2 separate regions of the Homo sapiens genome follow, and region 1 is linked to region 2. The links are chromatin loops, found by intact Hi-C in ENCODE. Cell type or tissue: PC-9. All regions are shown on one strand. Each heading gives the region's core, and the rest is flanking DNA. Links, peaks and the distances in the headings are about the cores only.

Region 1 (4,381 bases), core at 228-4,227, 71 kb after region 2:
ATGTACCCTCCAGGCCACACTAGGGTCCCCCAGAAGCTACGCAGGTTGCAGATACCCAGGGGTTCCTCACTGTAGGCTCCACCTGCACAGCAAGCTCGTAAACGATTTGCCAAGGTGCTTCTCTGTACAGACAGTACCTGGATCTTGGGGTGGTTTGGGAGGCAGAGAGCATCTTCCAGTGGAGACTATGGGCCCAGGGGTTCCACCTCCTGTGTCTGCCCTGCAGAGCCCCACCCTGCCTGGGACCCCAGCCCTGTGGGAAGGTGCAGGAGGGCTGGGTCCACAATCATCGCTTCCCCTGTTGGATGAGACTGATCTGGGGCTCCAGCAGGTTGGATCTGGAGGAGCCAGTAGCGGGGGTGGCCTGTGGCCTGGCCCTGACCATGGTGGTAGAGAGCAGAGATGGGCGAGGAGGGGCCTTAGACAGGGCTCAGGGCTCACCCTGCACAGTCAGCCTTTCTCCCCTGCCTGTGGCCTGAAGCTGCCAGGGCCGCCTGTTCCGATTCCTCTTTTTTCCCCCACTATGATCATAAGACTTTTTTAAAAATTGAAGTGAAATTTATGTAACATCGAATTCACCATTGAAAGTGAACAATTCCATGGCATGTGGTACATCCTCAGTGTTGTACAACCTTCACCACTACCTAGTTCCAGAACATTTTCATCCCCCTGAAAGGAGACCCAGTCCCCATCAGCAGCCACCCCATTCACCTCCCCCAGCTCCTGGCAACGCCCATGTGCTTCCTGTTTCTGTGGATTTGATTCGCCCATTCTGGACATTTCAGATGGGTGGAATGTCACCATATGTGGCCTTTGTGTCTGGCTCCTCTCACTCAGCATCATGTTTTCAAGGTTTATCCATGTCGTACCGTGGATCAGTGCTCATTCCTTTTCCTGGCTGAATCATATTCTGTTAGATGGATGAGCCACATTCTGTTTATCCGTATTCTGTTGATGGACATTTGGGTTGTTTCTGCCTTTTGGCTGTTGTGAACAGTGCCGCCATCAACATTTATTGCACGGATTTGTTTGAACACCTGTTTTCAGTTCTTTTGGGTAGACACCTAGGAGTGGAATTCCTGGGTCACATGTTAATTCTGTTTTTGACTTTTTGAAGAGCCTCTAAACTGTTTTCTACAGTGACCGCACCATTTTACATTCCTATCAGCAATGGACTGCGGTTTCTGTCTCTCCACATGTTGGCCAACATTTGTTCTTTTCCAGGTTTTTTTTTTTTTTTTTTTGCCTTTTGTTTTTAGTAGCCATCAGTGTGTGAAGTTTTATTGCATTAAGGTTTGTTTGTTTTTATTTTTTGAGACAGGCTCTCTGTCTGTCACCTAGGCTGGAGTGCAGTGGCGTAATTGATCACTGTTCACTGCAACCTCCATCTCCCAGGCTCAGGTGATCCTCCCACCTCAGCCTCCTGAGTAGCTGGGACTACAGACACCACCACGATGCCAGGCCAATTTTTGTATTTTTTGTAGAGACAGGGCTTCGCCATGTTGCCCAGGCTGGTCTCGAGCTCCTGGCCTCAAGCGATCCACCTGCCTCAGTCTCCCAAAGTGCTGGGATTACAGGTGTGAGCCACTGCGCCCGGCCTACTTTTATTTTTTAATTGTAGAGACAGGGTCTCACAATGTTGTCCAGGTTGGTCTCAGACTCCTGGCCTCAAGCGATCCTCCCACCTTGGCCTCCCAAAGTGTTAGGATTACAAGCATATGCCATTGTGCCCAGTCCATGGTTTCTTTAAGTGGCATTTATGCAGGGCACCCGGCTAGCTCAGTCAGTAGAGCATGAGACTCTCAAATAACATTTATTACCAATTTAGCTAAGATTTTTAGTGTGTATTGGTTTATTAGAGCTATCTTGTATATTTAGAAAGATTGGATCAACTTTTTAAAATTATTAAAAGCACTGCATCTGTTGTGTGAAGTATAATCTTTATGTTAACTTTTGGACATATATTAAAACTGTAGGAAAAAGAAACCAAGATGAAATTTGGCATTGCTCTAATTAAATTTGACTGGCCTGGATCAGAGGTTGGCAAACCTTCTCTACAAAGGGCCAGATAGTAAGTATCACAGGCTTTGCAGGCCAGTTGATCTTTGTGTAAAGATTCACCTCTGCCCTAGTAGCTTGAAAGCAGTCATGGAATATGTATGTCAATGACTGGACAGGGCTGTGTGCCAATAACACTTTATTTACAAAATGAATGGGTGTGGCCGGGTACCAACAAAACTTTATTTACAAAATGAATGGGCATGACTGGGTACCAATAACTTTACAAAAGGAATGGGTGTGGCTAGGTGCTGATAAAAAATTTTATTTATGAGAACAACAGGCCCTGTGTTAATTTGCCATTCCCTAGCCTAGGTGGTCTTTGGGGGTCCATCTAGCTCAGATGTTCACATAATTGGGAGATTAACTGAAAAGCAAGAACCATGTGAACTGTTGGGGAAGATCTGCTATACCTGCTTGGTGAGCTTGGCTGGACGCATGGCGGGTTTCCCCTCCAGGTCCCCTGTTCTTGTTCAGCATTTGTCATATGGTCGCCCAGCTGCATCTTTTGGGAATCAGTTTACACCTGTTCCAGCATATACAAAAAATAGCCAAGCGTGGTGGCTCGTGCCTGTAATCCCAGCTACATAGAAGGCTGAAGCAAGAGAATCACTTGAACCCAGGAGACGGAGGTTGCACTGAGCTGAGATCGCACCATTGCGCTCCAGCCTGGGTGACAGAGTGAGACCTCCGTCTCAAAAAAAAAAAAAAAAAGATGTACCAGTGGAGAATTGTGTAGATGCCAATTTCTCCACTTACAGCTCTCGAAATAGCCTTGAATTTTGGGTAATTATTCCCCCCAAATAATTCCCCCCAAAACTCAAATAGCCTTGAGTTTTGGTAATTATTCCCCCCAAATTATTCTTCTAAGTCTTAACTGTGGCTAAATAATAAGTCTTTTTTAGTAGTAGTAGTAGTATTGTGGCTAAATAATGTCTTTATTATTATTATGGTAAAAATAGTATACACTAATGAAAAAATAAGTATTAGCAAGAGTATCAAATTTTTAATGCAAACTTCCTCTCCCTTGACTCAGTTCTTAGTCATTCTTCTCAGAGGTTAGCACTTCTAAGTGTCTTGTATATCTTTCCAGAAATTTCCTCTGCATGTGTAACAAATACTTTTTACAAAGCGACACACGGCATCCTATTTGTTCTGCCCCTTGGGTTTTTGGGGTTTTTCCTTGTTTTTTTTTGTTTGTTTGTTTTATTTCAGGTATGCCTGTCCCTAACAGCAGCCCAGAGCCAGCCCATAGTATCTGATCGCTGCGGGCTGATTTGTTCAGATGCACCATGACTTGTCCATCTCACCCACACTTTAGGTCTTTGGGGGTGTCTTTGCATCCAGGTCCTGTGGTGGCAGGGGAAGGCGGAGTACGATGGAGGTGACCGCAGTGGCACAGAACGTTGTAGGGCCTCTCCAGCTCTGCCCACGTCCTGCAGAAAAGCTGCGGTCTGTCCATCGTCCCCTGCCTGTCCAGCCTTCCAGTATGTTCATAGTAGACTGTTGCAGAACAGTTCTTTGTAAATGTCATTGGCACCCTGTAGGCACCCTGCTCGGGACAAGCATCCTCGACCTGTTAGCCGATGGCTGGAGCCTGGGAGGCAGGCCCCGAACCAGCCACGAGCCCCACTCTGCTCCCAGCAAGTGACGACATCATCCCCCAGAAACGTTTTGTCATTCATAGAAAAGACTTCAAAACCTGGCCCCAAGGCCCCCACCAGTGCCCTGGCAAACATCAGCCACTTCCCCTTGCTGCCTGTTTCTCTGTCCACTGCACCTTGTGTTTCTGTGGTGCCGGCATGCACACGGCGAGATGCCCCACCAGTGGCCGCCACATGAGCCCCCGCACGGGAAGACCCAACTCAGCTGTCTCCCTCCTGAAACCCCCAGCCCTTCTCCCTCCCTTATCCATAAAGGCCTCACAGGAGCTTTCTCCCAGCCTGGCAGTGTTAGTCTGTGATGATTCGGTTACCTTGGAATGTGAGCATCTTGCTGGAGTCACCTCACGCATGGACGGAGCATCTGGCCTGGTGCCCGTGGCCACCATTGCCCACCGGGCTGTGGGCTGAGCTGGAAGCAGCTCTGCATGCTCAGGTGCATGGGTCCAGCCACGTCTCCGGTGCTGACCACCTCCCACATGTGTCCTTAGTTCACAGGAAACGGGCCGTGCGAGATGCACAGCGTGCAGAAGAACGAGCACGACAAGACCCCGGAGCACAGCAGGAAGCGCTCCCGGCCCTCGCTCCTCCGCCCCGTGTCTGCACCCGCCAAGGTACCTGTGAGCCACATGCAGCCATGCCTGCACGCGGGGCCCCCAGCA
Region 2 (4,381 bases), core at 228-4,227:
CTATAATCCCAGCTCTTTGGGAGGCCAAGGCAAGAAGATCTCTTGGGCCGAGATGTTCAAGACCAGCCTGGGCAACATAAGGAGACCTTGCCTCTACAAAAAGTTAAAAAAAAAAAAAAAAAAAAAAGCTGGTCATGGTGGTATGTGCCTATAGTCTCAGCTACTCAGGAGGCTAAGATGGGAGAATGGCTTGAGCCCAAGAGTTCGAGGCTGCAGTGAGCTGTGATTGTGGCACTGCACTCCAGCCTGGGTGATAGAGTGAGACCCTATCTGAAAAAAAAAAAGAAGAAGAAAAGGAAGGGAAGGAGAGTGGGGAGGGGAAGGGAGGGAAAGGAGAGGGAAGAGGGAAGGAACTGGAGGGAAGGGAAAGGGAACTGGAGGGAAGAGGGAAGGGAAGGGGAAAGGGGAAGAAAGGGAAGGGGAGGGAAGGGGAAAGGGGAAGAAAGGGAAGGGGAGGGAAGGGGAGGGGAAAGGGGAGGGAAGGGAAGGGGAAGGGAAAGGGGAGGGAAGGGAAGGGGAGGGGAAAGGGGAGGGAAGGGAAGGGGAGGGGAAAGGGAAGGGGAGGGGAGGGAAGGGGAGGGAAGGGGAAGGGAAAGGGGAGGGAAGGGGAGGGGAGGGAAAGGGAGGGAAGAGAAGAGGAGGAAAGGGGAGGGGAAAGAGGAGGGAAGGGAAGGGGAGGGGAAAGAGGAGAGAAGGGGAGGGGAGGGGAAGGGAGGGGAGGGAAGGAGAGGGAAAGGGAGGGAAGGGGAAGGGAAAGGGGAAGGAAGGGAAGGAAAGGGGAGGGAATGGGAGGGGAGGGAAGAGGAGGGAAGGGGAAGGGAAAGGGGAGGAAAGGGAAGGGGAGGGGAGAGGTGAGAAAGGGATGGGAGTGAAGAGGGAGAGAAGGGGAGGGGAAGGAGAGGAGGGGATAGGGGAGGGGAGGGGAAAGTGGAGGGGAGGGGAAAGGGGAGGGAAGTGGAGGGGAAGGGGGAGGGAAGGGGAAGGGAAAGGGGAGAGCAGGGGAAAAAGGAGGGAAGGAGAAAGGGGAGGGAAGGGAAGGGAAGGGGAGGGAAGGGGATGGGAGGGAAAGGAAGGAGAGGGGAGGGAATGAGAGGGTAGGGAAGAGGAGGGAAGGGGAAGGGAAAGGGGAGGGAAGGGAAGGGAAGGGGAGGGAAGGGAAGAGGGAGAGAAGGGGAGGGGAAAGGGAAGGGAAGAGGGGGGAAGGGGAGGGGAGAGGAAAGGGGAAGGAAAGAGAAAGGGGAGGGGAAGGAAAGGAAAGGGAGGGAAGGGAAAGGGAAGGAAAGGAAAGGGAGGGAAGGGAAAGGGAAGGAAATGGAGGAAGGGGGAGGGAAGGGAAAGGGAAGGAAGGGGAGGGAAGGGAAAGGGAGGGAAGGGGAGGAGAAGAAAGGAAAAGAAAACAAATCCCATCTCCTCACTCTCTGTCCCGATGAGGTGGAAACAAAATTCTGTATTCTCAGAGCTTGACGGGCTCTGATTCAGCACCACCCATTTTACACATGTGGAAGAGGCACACAGAAGGAAAAGGACTTCCTTTCTTTACTCCAGGACATTCAGAAAGTTCAGTTTCTTAGTGTCTAGGCCCACGTTTTCTCCAATATATCTTGGCCCTTCTCTCTCTGCAGTGATATTTTAATCAAACTCCACCAGGCAGAGATCCTTGGGGTGTGTTTGCCCAATTCATTGGCAAATATATATTTTTTTTCTTTAGGACATCAGCCCTTGTTTTTCTACACCAGTTGAACTCAGAGATGTCAAAAACATAATCCTCATTCTCAGCCAATATAATTTCTTTCTTTCTTTTCTTTTCTTTCTTCTTCTTCTTCTTCTTTTTTTTTTTTTTGTTGTTGTTGTTGTTGTTGAGACAGAGTCTCCCTCTCTCACCCAGGTTGGAGTGCAGTGGTGTGATCTCAGCTCACTGCAACCTCCACCTCCTGGGCTCAAGTCATTCTCTGGCCTCAGCCTCCCGAGTAGCTGGGATTACAGGTGTGCTTCACTATGCCTGGCTAATTTTTATATTTTTAGTAGAGACTGGGTTTCTCCATGTTGGACAGGCTGGTCTTGAACTCCTGACCTCAAGTGATCCGCCCACCTCGGCCTCCCAAAGTTTGGCCTCCCAAAGTATTGGCCTCCCACAGTGCTGGGTGGCATGAGCCACCGTGCCCGGCCATGGCCAATGTGATTTTGTTTCTGAGTTTTCTTCAACTAAGGCAGGGTTTCTCAGCCATGGCATTGCTGACTTCTGGGGCTGAATCTTTCTCTGGGATGGGGTTGTCATGCGTTGCTGGGTGTTGAACAGCATCCCTGGCCTGCACCCACCAGATGGCAGTACTGTCCTTGAGCATCCTTGTCCCCATTGTGGCACCTCAAGATGTCTCCAGAAACCGATATGTGTCCGCTGGGTGAGCACTGCTAGACTAGACAGACACTTATGACCACACTGTGATGCAGTCCCCTTCCCTACCTAAGAGCGAAGTGAATGTCACAGGCCAGAGTGTGAATCTGTGCATCTGAGTCTGCGAATCTAATCCTTGCTGTGCAGCTTTGGGCAAGGGACCAAATCTCTCTGTGCCTCAGTTGTCTTATCTGTGAAGTGGGGGGCTCATTAGAGGACCCCATAGCTGAATACTTGGACACAGGAACTGAGATCATTGCTGTTGCCTCTGTGTGGCTGCAGGCATCACCGCCATGGCATGGGGTGTGGAGGAGAAGCTGCTGGTGATTGGCACCCAGGATGGCATCATGGCTGTGTGGGACATGGAAGAGCAGCATGTGATCCACATGCTAACTGGACACACAGGTGAGACTTGGGAAGTGGGCTTTGTGGTCAGCTTCCATAGTGAAAAGTTGGTTCTCAGAGCCCCTTCCCCACAGATTCACTTCTCTGTATTGAAACCCTGGCCTTTGTTCCTGCATCACTTAGCTATAGTTGCATAATGAACCATCCCCAAACACAGTAGTTTCAAACAAGCCATTTCTTTTTCTTTTTAAATATGGGATCTCACTGTATTGCCCAGGCTGGAGTGCAGTGGTGTGTTTATAACTCACTGCAGCCTCAAACTCCTGGGCCAAGTGATCCTCCTGCCTCAGCCTCCTGAGTAGCTGGGACTACAAGCACATACCACTATACCCAGCTAATTTTTTAATGTTTTTAGAAATGGGGTCTTGCTATGTTGCCCAGGCTGGTCTGAAACTCTTGGGCTCAAGTGATCCTCCCTCCTTAGCCTACCAAGTAGCTGGGATTACAAATTTGAGCCACAAACAAGCTATTTCTTTAGCTCACTTCCTGTGCATTGGCAATGCAGGCTGGACGCAGCTGGGCAGTTTTCTGCTCTCAGCTGGGCTTGCTCATGTATCTGCAGTCAGTCAGTGGATTATCTAGGAGCTGGCTGAATCTGAATATTTTCAAATGAGGCAACTCAACTTTGCTCCACGTGGTCTGTCATCATTCAGCGTCCTTCAGGTCTCTCATCCCCAGCAAAGGCAAGGTTTCTTTTTTTTTTTTTTTGAGACGGAGTCTTGCTCTGTCGCCCAAGCTAGAGTGCAGTGGTGCAATCTCGGCTCACTGTAAGCTCTGCCTCCCAGGTTCACGCCATTCTCCTGCCTCAGCCTCCCGAGTAGCTGGGACTACAGGCGCCCGCCACCATGCCTGGCTAATTTTTTATATTTTTTAGTAGAGACGGGGTTTCACCGTGTTAGCCAGGATGGTCTCAATCTCCTGACCTTGTGATCCACCCACCTCGTCCTCCCAAAGTGCTGGGATTACAGGCGTGAGCCACCGTGCCCAGCCAAAGGCAGGGTTTCAAGAAAACAAGTAGGCACTCACAGAATCTCTTAAGCCTGGACTTGGAGTTGGCACCTGGTCACATTCACATTCTCTTGACCAAAGGAATTCACAAGAGCAGTCCAGTAGGGAAATAGGCTAAATAGGCTTTCTGCCTTCTTTTCTTTTCTCTTTCCTTTCCTTTCCTTTCTCTTCTCTTTCCTTTTCTTTTTCTCATTCTTTTTTTCTGACAGGGTGTTGCTCTGTTGCCCAAGCTGGAGTGCAGTGGCACAATCTCAGCTCACTGCACTCTCAGCCTCCTGGGCTCAAGCAATCCTCCCATCTCAGCCTCTTGAGTAGCTGGGACTGCAGGCACACACCACCACACCTGGCTGATTTTTGTATTTTTTGGTAGAGACAGGGTCTCACTATGTTGCTGAGGCTGGTCTCAAGCTCCTGAGCTCAAGCAATCCTCTCGCCTTGTCCTTCCAAAGTGCTGAGATTACAGGTGTGAGCCACTACACCCAGCCTAGGCTTCATTTTTTGATGGGAGGAGCTGCAAAGTCACATTGCCAAGGATGTGGATCAGTAAGGGTAAAGAATTGTGGTCCTTTTTGCATT

The links. Hi-C counts contacts between places; a loop is a spot of excess contacts. Peaks named below come from ENCODE experiments on the same cell type or tissue, not always from the same donor. Only the 100,000 strongest peaks of a DNase experiment are listed, where the experiment ranks them.
Region 1: it touches region 2 in a loop (4-fold over the local background); 12 of 110 quality-filtered maps call a loop at or near these places.

The regions. Positions count from the first base shown.
Region 1 is chr19:16,847,202-16,851,582 of GRCh38, forward strand. It overlaps SIN3B (SIN3 transcription regulator family member B), which reads left to right. Exons shown (of 19, transcript NM_001297595.2): 6 at 4,211-4,333. Among named protein-coding and RNA genes, the nearest start is that of SIN3B, 20 kb to the left of the region's middle. RefSeq lists an enhancer at 1-104. In PC-9, for the core only: no CTCF peak of the experiment used is centred there; a DNase peak (open chromatin) is centred at 2,180; H3K4me3 peaks cover 393 bases; H3K27ac peaks cover 1,891 bases.
Region 2 is chr19:16,776,669-16,781,049 of GRCh38, forward strand. NWD1 (NACHT and WD repeat domain containing 1) reads left to right here. Exons shown (of 19, transcript NM_001007525.5): 12 at 2,675-2,797. Among named protein-coding and RNA genes, the nearest start is that of SIN3B, 51 kb to the right of the region's middle. In PC-9, for the core only: CTCF peaks have their summits at 2,352 (motif pointing right) and 2,553; a DNase peak (open chromatin) is centred at 2,333.